Regions from separate parts of the Homo sapiens genome. Here region 1 is linked to region 2. A link is an interaction called in ENCODE POLR2A ChIA-PET data of the cell type or tissue named here. Cell type or tissue: endothelial cell of umbilical vein. All regions are shown on one strand. Each heading gives the region's core, and the rest is flanking DNA. Links, peaks and the distances in the headings are about the cores only.

Region 1 (5,378 bases), core at 135-5,134, 230 kb before region 2:
TATGGCAGCCAGTAGCCATACATGGACAGTAAGTACCTGAAATGTGCTCAGTTCCGACTGAGATGTGTCACAGTGTAAGTATGACAAATGTACAAATATCAACAATATCCATCACATGTTGAAATAACATTTTGGACATACTGAGCTAAATTAAGTATATTAATTTCACTTATTTCTTTTTACTTAATATGCCTACTGGAAAAATCTAAAATTACATTAGGTTATATTTTTAGTTTTTTTTTTTTTTTGAGACCTCAGCCTCCCACTTTTGTAGAGACAGGGTTTCGCTGTGTTGCCCAGGTTGTTCTGGAGCTCCTGAGCTCAAGTGGTCCTCTCACCTTGGGTCCCAAAGTGCTGGGATTCTAGGCGTGAGCCACTGCACCAGGCCAGATTGTTTCCATTGGGCAAGGCTGCTCTGTACCCTTGTTTAAGGGAATAGGATCATATTATTTGTATAAATTTAGCTCCCTAAATTTGTGCTCCAGAAATACTTCCATAGAAGTCTAAAAAAATTGGAAGGTAGGCTCATTTTGTGTACAGCTCAATTTTTTAGGACACTGCTCATACAGAAACATGGTTAGATTAAGAAAGCAATTTATTATTATAAAACATATTCACACATTTTTGTAGCACTCTTATGCAGAATGAAAAGATCTAGAGAAAGAGTCCAACTCCCCCTCCCAGCAAGCAGGAATGACAAACATCCTTGTAGTAAGACACTGCCTGCCTGAGTGGGCAACGTGAGCGTGTGGGGCCACCCGGGCCCAGCAACCTCATTTGTCTCTGGGGCAACAATCCTGCGGTGTGAGGGTATGCTTGGTCAAATCCTTGGGTGACACAAGGACCCAGGGCCAGCAAACCCTCAGAACCCTACTTGTAGGCACAGCCACCTGTCTTCGGGACCATGGGAACTGTGCCCTGTGTGGGTGGTCGCTAGGGCCTCTGTGGCCAGAAAGCAAGGAAAGTGTGTGGATCTGGCAGGTGCATAAATAAATCTGGTCCACCCCTTAAACTTGCTCCTGTTCCATCATTTCTGATTTTAGCCAATGGCAACATGACCTACTCAGGCACTCACATGAGAAATCTGAAGGCTACTTCACAGCTTCCACATTGGTCTTGCCCATTCTCCCTCTAAGGAAATCTCCCATGTGCGTCCTCTTCATCTCATCTACTCTGCGCCTTGGCTGGTCTTCCCATTTCTACTCCCTTACCACCCCTCCCACTTCACAGAACAGCAGGAGGATGGAAGCCAGGATCAGCACACTACAGACCAGGGGCCAAATTTGGCCTACAGCCTGTTTTGGTTTTGTACAGTCTATGAGCTAAAAATGTTTTTTTCATCTTTAAGTGGTTGGAAAAAGAAACAGTATTTCATGATACTGAAAATCAGATGAAGTTCAAGTGTTATATCCATAAATAAAGTTTTACTAGCACACAGCCACACCCACTCGTTGATGTATTGTCTGTGGCTGCTTCCGTCCTACAAAGGCAAAGTAGAATAGCTGCAAGAGAGGCTACATGGCCTGCCCTGCAAAGCTTGAGATATTTACTATCTGGCCTTTTACAGAACAAGTCTGCCAGTCCCTGGTATAGATCATCGTCTTATTTGTTGCTTAAAACCCTTCAGTCACTTCCCACAGTTTCTAGGAAAAAGTCTAAAACTTTTCACAGAGCAGACAAAACTGTTCTTGAAGGACAGTTGGCAAACACATGAGTCCCGACCTCTCTCATTACTCACACCTCACCCTTCTCATTCACTCAGTGAGCCACACTGCCTTTCCTTTAAAGACAATTCTCCCACCACCCCCATCCCCACTTGATGATCAAGTTAGCCCTGCCTTTGATTATTTCTCTCAAACACCTATCCCAACTGTATTTAAGTAACAATCGTGTAGTAGCTGATTAAAGACTGCCTGCTCTGGAGCCACTGCCTGAGTTCAAAATCCTGGCTTTGTCACTTAACAACAGTTTGACATTGGGCAAGTCACATAAACTTTTTGTACTTCAGTTTCCTTATCTGCAAAATAGGTGTAACAACTGCACCTACCCGAGTTTAAAGGCTATTAATACATGTGCATTAAGATTGTACCCCATAACAGTAAATGCTTCAAAAGCACCAACAATTATTATTCTCAGTAGCAGGAACAAGTTCCTGTGGCTCTCAACTAGACTGAAGCTCCTTGAGGGCAAGGATTATAACTGTCCTAGCTTTTGTGACTGGTACAAAGTAGAGCATTTATTCAAATGCTTAATGAACACCTAATTTGAATAACACATAACACTCACAAACTGTCCTCTTCAACCAACAGTTGCAGTGATTCAATCTTTGGGGGCCTGGCCCAAATGTTCTCTTTCAAACAAATGCCAAATGTGATTGAGATTTTAAAGCCAGCAAAATACAGGTGCAGTGGCTCAGCCTGTGATCCCAGAACTCTGGGAGGCTGAGGTGGCTGGATCGCTTGAGTCCAGGACTTCGAGACCAGTCGAGGCAACAAGTAAGACCTCATGTCTACAAAAAAATAAAAAAATAGCCAGGGCATGGTGGCACACACCCATAGTCCCAGCTGCTCGGGAGGCTGAGGCGGGAGGATCCTTGAGGCTGGAAGGTTGAAGCTGCAGTGTGCCGAGATCGCGACATTGCACTGCAGCCTGGATGACACAGTGAGACTCCGTCTCAAAAAATAAAAAATAAAAAAAAAAATAAAGCTAGCAAAATAGGCAGACACATTTATATCTAAGACACAGAAGTCTTAGAAAAGCATTTCATCTCATAAAACTGTATTAACTGTAAAAGCCCATATTTGCATCCCCATTCACAAATTATGTACTATGCCATCAGGTAGTTATTAACATTCAACTCTCAATCCTGCAAAAGGTGGGATGGTGTATCTTGCTAAAACACCAACTTCTCTTTCAAATGTCCATGAGGAGTCCTTCTGCAAACATGTAAGCACAACAAAAAGAGAAATGCGGGAGAGAAAGACTCAATTCTACTACAGATAAGACGCAAACCAAGCAAGCATGACACTTCGGAGTGAATTCTATCACTATCTTTAAACTGCCCTGCTTTCTTAACTTGCCCATAAGAGCACAACGTAAAGGCTTTTCTAGCACTTCCTGTTCTAAACTAATACCAGTTTAGATTTAAAGCTCCAATCCTACAGGAACTCCTTTTTTTTTTTTAATAACCAGAAGCCCAACATATATTGAAGAAAATTAAAATACTAAAATAGTATTCCAGAACCTTTAAAATGTTAGATTTCTTTTTTTTTTTTTGAGATGGAGTCTTGCTCTGTCGCCCAGTGGCGCGATCTCGACTCACTGCAACCTCCCCCTTCGGGTTCAAGTGATTCTCCTGCAGGCCTCAGCCTCCCTAGTAGCTGGGATTACAGGCGCCCACCACCACGCCCAGCTAATTTTTGTATTTTTAGTAGAGACAGGGTTTCGCCAGGTTGGCCAGGCTGGTCTCGAACTCCTGACCTCAGGTGATCCACTCGCCTTGGCCTCCCAAAGTGCTGGAATTATAGGCGAGAGCCACTGCGCACAGCTGATTATATTTAAAAATCAATCCAGCAATTCATGTTAAAAGGACTCAGCAGTTTGCATTCTCACAGTTAGCAAGAATGACGTGACGAAGATAGACCGTGAGTACTGTATCAATGTTAAGATTTCATTTGGTACTTCAGAATAAATTAGAACTAAGAATGAAGGTTCCTTCAAGTATGATCCCTAAAGATTTCATAATACTCTCACTTGCACAATCATGTGCAAGTTCAGTTCTGATTTATTCAAGTAACTAAGAACAATCCAGCCATGGACACTATTACAGTTGTTTGCGAACTTGTTATTCTGAATCTTCACCCAAGAAAAGCATTGTGCATCTCTGACCTTCCACAATCACAGGTAGAGGTGGCAGTGTCTCATTCTGTGATAAAGTTGCTATTTTTACTTGTGTACTCCTCCCCACCTTCATCCTGATACTCGTATTTAAAAACTATATTATTAGTATATGGGTCTCTGGTATCCTGCTACTCTTTGCAATTTTCACTACTCTCTGGGAGCCTCGCCATCACCAGGTCCAAACACAACTCATCCAAAAATGCAACACAATCAGAGGCCAAACCAATAGGCACACAGATATCATAACTCTCCTGATGTTCTCTGGCCTCCCTCGTGCTTCCTTCCATTCTAACCACGCCAAGTTCTTTCCTGCCTTGCCATCTTTGTCTCTCACAACGCTACAGGGCCTCTCCTAGGAGGCTCTTCTAACACTGTGGGAACCATATCGCTGTGAACAGCATTTAGGATGCAGTCACTGTCAATTCGATTTTGCACAGCAGTGAACAAGATCCTAGCTTACAACAGTTTAATGGTTCTCAAAGGGTGGTCTGTGGACCTCTAAGGGGTTTACCAAAATCTTTTCAGGGGTCTCATGAGGTCAAAACGATATTCATAGCAATATTAAGTTATCATTTGCCTTTTCCACAAAGTTCCCATTTGTACTAAGGGTGCAAAAGCAATGGTAGGGAAAACTGCTAGCTCGGCACCCCTTGGCATGAATCAAAAACAGTAGTTACAAACTGAGTGGTAAGTCACTGTATTCTTTACTACCATGCATTCACAGTGGGAAAAGAGCTGTTTCTACTTAACAGTGTCCTTGAAAAAGCAGTAAAATTATATTAAATCTTGACCCTTTGGTACCTGTCTTTTTAATATTCTGCACGACAAAATGAGATGTACACATAAAGCACCTCTGTTACATACTGAAGTATGATGGTTGTTTCCAAAAAAAGCACTTGTGCAGTCATTTGAGAAGTGATCTGAACTGGCCACTTTTATCATGGAATGCCTTTTTTACTTGCAAGAATGATGACAAACTATCATTATTGCAAATGTGAATAGCTGGCAGACATTTTCTTGGAAATTAAAGAAACAAAACAGTCAATTCAAGTAAAAACTGGTAGCATGTTGCCAAGGAAATTATTTGAACTCAAGGAGGAAATTAGAATTTTGGAAAACTTGCACCACTCATAGCGAACAGTGTTCTAAAACTTAAGACTTTGCAGAGATTGGTGGTGATATTAACAAATGTGATTTTTAAAAATGCTTGTATAATAAAATGTGTCAACATGTGGAAGATCTGCGTAACGATGAACAAATATTTTCCAAATGACCAGTAACGCTACAAAACCAGGCATGGTAGAAGATCCATTCCAAGTATAAAGCAGACCTGCGGAGTTGGGCAAATTCATCAATATGATTTCAGATTGCATAGTGTAACTATTCTTTGCAAACTATCACTTATGAAGTTTCGGTATCAAAGAATATTCAACTACCTGAAAAACTATTCAAGTACTCCTTACTTCATTAAAATAACG
Region 2 (5,378 bases), core at 114-5,113:
ACTCTACTCGATTAGACGCCGCTCTCTAGTTCTCTTTATGGGGCTTTCTTCTTCACAAGATTGAACACTCTCTGGGTTCAAGGACTGCTGTCTCCTTCACCTGCTCTCCCCCGAGGACTCAGCACAATCTGAGCCTGCAGACGCTTCCAGGAGAGCTGCCCAAAGCGGATATAGCAAGAAATACAGGCAGATTTTAGATTTACCTTTTTCTTTTTCTGCTCTTCCAGTTTTCATTTACAGTTCAGACATTTTGCCAAAGTCACCTCCCTGTTACACATAATGACAATATTTTTCCACTTAACACATCACATTCCGGTCAGGGGACATGGCTTCATACACCCCCCAGGCTCCTCATTTTACTCATCCCCTAGGCTGTGTCTCCCCAGCCCTGGTGAAACTCAGCTGATAAATAACAGCACTGGGGTAGGGGTCCTGCTGTTCCATCTTGCAGTGGGCTCTTCAGGAATAACCTATGCCATGCAAGCAGTAACGCTGGCAATGCGCTGACTCTGATTTGTTTTTTTAGATAGGGTCTAGCTTTGTCACCCAGGCTGGAGTGTAGTGGCCCAATCACAACTAACTGTAGCCTCGACCTCCTGGGCTCAAGGGAGCCTCCCATCTCAGCCTCCTGAGTAGCTGGGACTACAGGCATGTGCCACCATGCTCGGCTAACTTTTAAATTTTTTTGTAGAGAGAAGGTCTCATTATGTTGCCCAGGCTTGTCTCAAACTCCTGGGTTCAAGTGATCCTTCCTCCTTGGCCTCCCAAAGTCCTGGGATTATAGGCCCAGCCTAAATCTGATTCTTTTTTTTTTTTTTTTTTTTTTTTGAGGCAGAGTCTTGCTCTGTCGCCCAGGCTGAAGTGCAGTGGTGTGACCTGGGCTCACTGCAACCTCTGCCTCCTGGGTTCAAGCGATTCTCCTGTCTTAGCCTCCCGAGTAGCTGGGACTATATGCGCACGCCACCACGCCCAGCTAATTTTTTGTATTTTTAGTAGAGACAGGGTTTCACCATGTTGGCCAGGCTGGTCTCGAACTCCTGACCTCAGGTGATCCGCCTGTTTTGGTCTCCCAAAGTGCTGGGATTACAGGCATGAGCCACCGCGCCCGGCCTCTGATTCTTAATAAATGAAATCTGACATCTAATTTTGAGTGGGCAGGTCTTAACCAGGTGTGGAGCTAAGAAAGCTTTGGAATCGACCTGTGTGGCTGCAGACAGACAAGGGCAAAACCCACTCCAAGTCTGCAGGTCCTTGAAAATACTGAACCACAGATGCTTCACCACCTGTTCCACTTGCCCTGACCCCATCCTCCTGTACATGGAGGAGCTGCAGAAGTTGCCAGAGACCAGGGAGACCACAATGCAAGCTTCTCCTCATGGGGCACAAATTAGGCAGGTGTTTCCCCTCCCACATTAGCCCACGATCTGTCAGATTACTCCGCTACGGAACCTGGGAAGAAGACCTCTCTCTTCCTGACCTCCAATAGTTTCCTCTAAACTGCATGTTTCATTTTTAACAGCTGAAAACAACAGTGCCCATCCACTCTTACTTTTCCCCTGAGCCACAGTTTTTGCATAAATGAATGACAATCCAATCCATCACTAGCCTCCCTGGGCCAGGTGGGGCAAGAAAGGAAACAGCTTCAGAAAGAGTATTGTCAGGCGGCTCCCCACAGCAGCACTGCCATCAGCAAGGAAACACTTCCCACGTATTCCTCTAACCACCGCCTGATGTTATATCCCAGTTGGAAGAGAGTGGCTGGAAACAGCTACTGCTTAGGAGGGTGTGCACACACGCCGTGGGGTTCCCTCCCAAGGACAGACCACCAGGGGCTCGGGAATGGGCAGAGTCCTACCGAAAAGGCCATGAGGCTCCGACTGGCGCCTCTCCGTGCTTCGATTTTGGTCCTTGTGTTTCTTGTTGCTCCTGAGGCTCCCAAAGCGCTTCATGGGTAGCTGTGGCCACAGGAGTGGCGACAGGTGAACATATCAGGACCCACAGAACCGGTGTCAGCCCCAGGTGGCCGGGAGCCAGAGGAGCATCAGCCCGACAGGCACAGGGCGCCCCAAAAGCTCAGAGTGGCAGCCTGTGCTCAGGTGACAGCCCGGGTTCAAGCGTCCTCACCAGGGGGTCTTCAGGGCGACCTCACCGCAGCCCCAGAGTCTGTGAGGCGCCAGGGAGTGGAGCCGTCCTGACGGGGCTGCACCTCCGGCCACAGCAGCTGGAGCGTCAGCCCGGCTGTCCTTAAGTAGCAAGAAGCTGCCGGAAGCGCAAACAGAACTTCGCAGGGGATTTGTTGATGTAGTTAAGGTCAGCTGCTCACTGATACTCTCCAGGGCTTTTTTTTTTTTTTTTTTTCTCCTTAAAATTAAAAAAAGGAGGGAAGACCAGATAGGCAAAGGAGGCACAAGCCTGCAAGTCATGTGCAGCCGTGCATGATGTCTCTTTAAACAGACTGTAAAAGGAAACCACCCTGGGCAGACAATTCTTGGCACCAATTGGCCAGAGCACATTCCCATTGTGACATGACATCACACAACTATTTTGATTCATGGGTTCCAGGGCCCCACGGGGTCAGAAGGCTCCGGCTGCTGCCGGGTGGAGAAGCCACACAAGTCCCTGGGCTGGAAATTGCTGAATCTACCCTGGCTCACGGTTCCACTCAATGAAAGCAGCAATGCCGTCTTCAAGGAGGGGATACAGCTCCCCGACTGGAATTTAACGGAAGGTCTTCGGCAAATGCGTAATTTGAGCTCTGGACTTGCTGAGAATTGCAGCATGACAGAGCTGGAAGAGATTTTAGAGAGATCTAGTCCAACTCCCTTCTATGACAGATGGGGAAACAGGCTCAGGACAGGGAGGTGACTTCCCCAAGATCCTGTCGCCAATGGTAGAACCAGGACTGGAGTTCTAATCTCCTTGACTCCTAAGCCAAACCGCTGATCAAGTAAAACCTAAAACATTTATAATTTGTATATGTTTTGCAACCAATAAAACAAACTTTGGAAGCAAAAGATAGAAAAAAAATCCTTGACTTTTTGTCTGATAGCCTCACTAAAGTTACCTGCTTTGCTACTAACCAGCTTTGTGACCATCAGAAAGTTACTTCCCATTTCTGAACCTCAGTTTCCCCCTTAGTGAACTAAGACAAGACCAGGTCATTTTAGGATTTAGTCTAGGGCCAGGCACGGTGGCTCACGCCTGTAATCTCAGCACTTTGGGAGGCTGAGGTGGGAGGATGGCTTGAGCCTAGGAGTTCAAGACCAGCCAGGGCAACACAGTGAGACCCCCATCTCTATTAAAAAAAAAAAAAGAGAGATTTAGCCTAGTTCCAACAGTCTGAACCTCTCATGGTAACTGATTCTTCCCAAATGACTATGCACATGAGGAGGAGACTATGTCAGACCAGTTAAATAACCCCCGAGCTAAAGATTAGTAGCCTGGGTTCTTCTGGCCGCCCACTAGGGTGGGATAACCTCCCAAAACTGCAACGCCATCAGTTTCTTCAGCGGAATTGTTATTATCTACGGCTCGTCCGAAAACAAGGGGATGGAGTGTGGGGTGGAAGCGCCCCAGCAGCTTGCCACTGGAGCCCAGGCCTCCTCAGGAACCACAGGTCCAGCCTCCCAACTTGGGTTGGGCTGCTTTTCATGCCTTTTCTCTCACCTCTTTCATTTACAGAGCTCAGTGCCACTGGAGTTGTTGGCCCAGTCACTGCAGATGCCTGATGAGATAAAGATGGCTCCACACTCGGGCAACAGGAAGGAGGGCAAGGGAAGTCTTCCATTCTATCCCCATGAGATGAAACCCTGGAAGCTCAGCTCCCACCCCAGATCTGCCATTCCCATGGGGCCTCCATCCACAGAAGCCAGAGATGCCCAGATCTGCCACTCCCACGGGGCCTCCATCCACAGAAGCCAGAGATGCCCAGATCTGCCACTCCCACGGGGCCTCCATCCACAGAAGCCAGAGATGCCCAGATGTGCCACTCCCACGGGGCCTCCATCCACAGAAGCCAGAGATGCCCAGATCTGCCACTCCCACGGGGCCTCCATCCACAGAAGCCAGAGATGCCCAGATCTGCCACTCCCACGGGGCCTCCATCCACAGAAGCCAGAGATGCCCAGATCTGCCACTCCCACGGGGCCTCCATCCACAGAAGCCAGAGATGCCCAGATCTGCCACTCCCACGGGGCCTCCATCCACAGAAGCCAGAGATGCCCAGATCTGCCATTCCCACGGGGCCTCCATCCACAGAAGCCAGAGATGCCCAGATCTGCCACTCACACGGGGCCTCCATCCACAGAAGCCAGAGATGCCCAGATCTGCCACTGCCATGGGGCCTCTGTTGGGAGCAAGCCCCCCAAAATCTGGCCATAAACTGGCCCCAAAACTGGCCATAAACAAAATCTCTGCAGCACTGTGACATGTTCATAATGGCCCTAACGCACAAGCTGGAAGGTTGTGGGTTTACGGAAATGAGGGCAAGGAACACCTGGCCTGCCCAGGGCGGAAAACCGCTTAAAGGCATTCTTAAGCCACAAACAATAGCATGAGCGATCTGTGCTTTAAGGACATGCTCCTGCTGCAGTTAACTAGCCCAACCTATTCCTTTAATTCGGCCCATCCCTTTGTTTCCCTTAAGGGATGCTTTTAGTTAATTTAATAACTATAGAAACAATGCTAATTATTGGTTTGCTGTTAATAAATATGTGGGTAAATCTCTGTTGGGGCTCTCAGCTCTGAAGGCTGTGAGACCCCTGATTTCCCACTTCACACCTCTATATTTCTGTGTGTGTGTCTTTAATTCCTCTAGTACCACTGGAGTTGTTGGCCCAGTCACTGCAGATGCCTGATGAGATAAAGATGGCTCCAGGCTAGGGCAACAGGAAGGAGGGCCAAGGGAAGTCTTCCATTCTATCCCCGTGAGATGAAACCCTGGAAGCTCAGCTCCCACCCCAGATCTGCCACTCCCATGGGGCCTCCATCCACAGAAGCCAACCGGGTTCGGGTCTCCCCAGCTGAGCTGGTCTCGGTAGCCTCCATCTGCAGGGGACACACACCAGCTCCCAAGAAGCCTGCTCGGCCCCGGCATGGCTCCGGTGTAGCTGGAGCTGGTTCTAGCATTTCAGATCCCATCGACTGGTAGAGCAACTGCTCACGTGATTGGACCTGACCTATTAAAGATGTGTAAGTGTGCTCTTCCTGCCTAGGGGACCTGACCCATCTCTGTCTAGAATGACCTCATAGTCATACCATTGCTTAGCCGATCAAGAAACTATGGTCTCAACTTTTCTCATGCAATTTCTACCAAATTGACTGAGTAACAACTGTCTACTTGGTGCTGTGCTGAATGTTGTAAGGTCAGGGAGTCCTAT

The links. Peaks named below come from ENCODE experiments on the same cell type or tissue, not always from the same donor. Only the 100,000 strongest peaks of a DNase experiment are listed, where the experiment ranks them.
Region 1: POLR2A ChIA-PET joins it to region 2 with 5 read pairs; 8 of 35 experiments call an interaction of 5 or more read pairs at or near these places.

Annotation. Positions count from the first base shown.
Region 1 is chr7:151,508,402-151,513,779 of GRCh38, forward strand. The region is part of intron 1 of RHEB (Ras homolog, mTORC1 binding); the gene reads right to left. Among named protein-coding and RNA genes, the nearest start is that of RHEB, 8.8 kb to the right of the region's middle. In endothelial cell of umbilical vein, for the core only: no CTCF peak of the experiment used is centred there; no DNase peak of the experiment used is centred there.
Region 2 is chr7:151,734,045-151,739,422 of GRCh38, forward strand. All of the region lies in intron 3 of PRKAG2 (protein kinase AMP-activated non-catalytic subunit gamma 2), which reads right to left. Among named protein-coding and RNA genes, the nearest start is that of PRKAG2-AS2, 70 kb to the right of the region's middle. RefSeq lists an enhancer at 1,341-1,998. In endothelial cell of umbilical vein, for the core only: no CTCF peak of the experiment used is centred there; a DNase peak (open chromatin) is centred at 2,557; H3K4me3 peaks cover 1,124 bases; H3K27ac peaks cover 1,896 bases.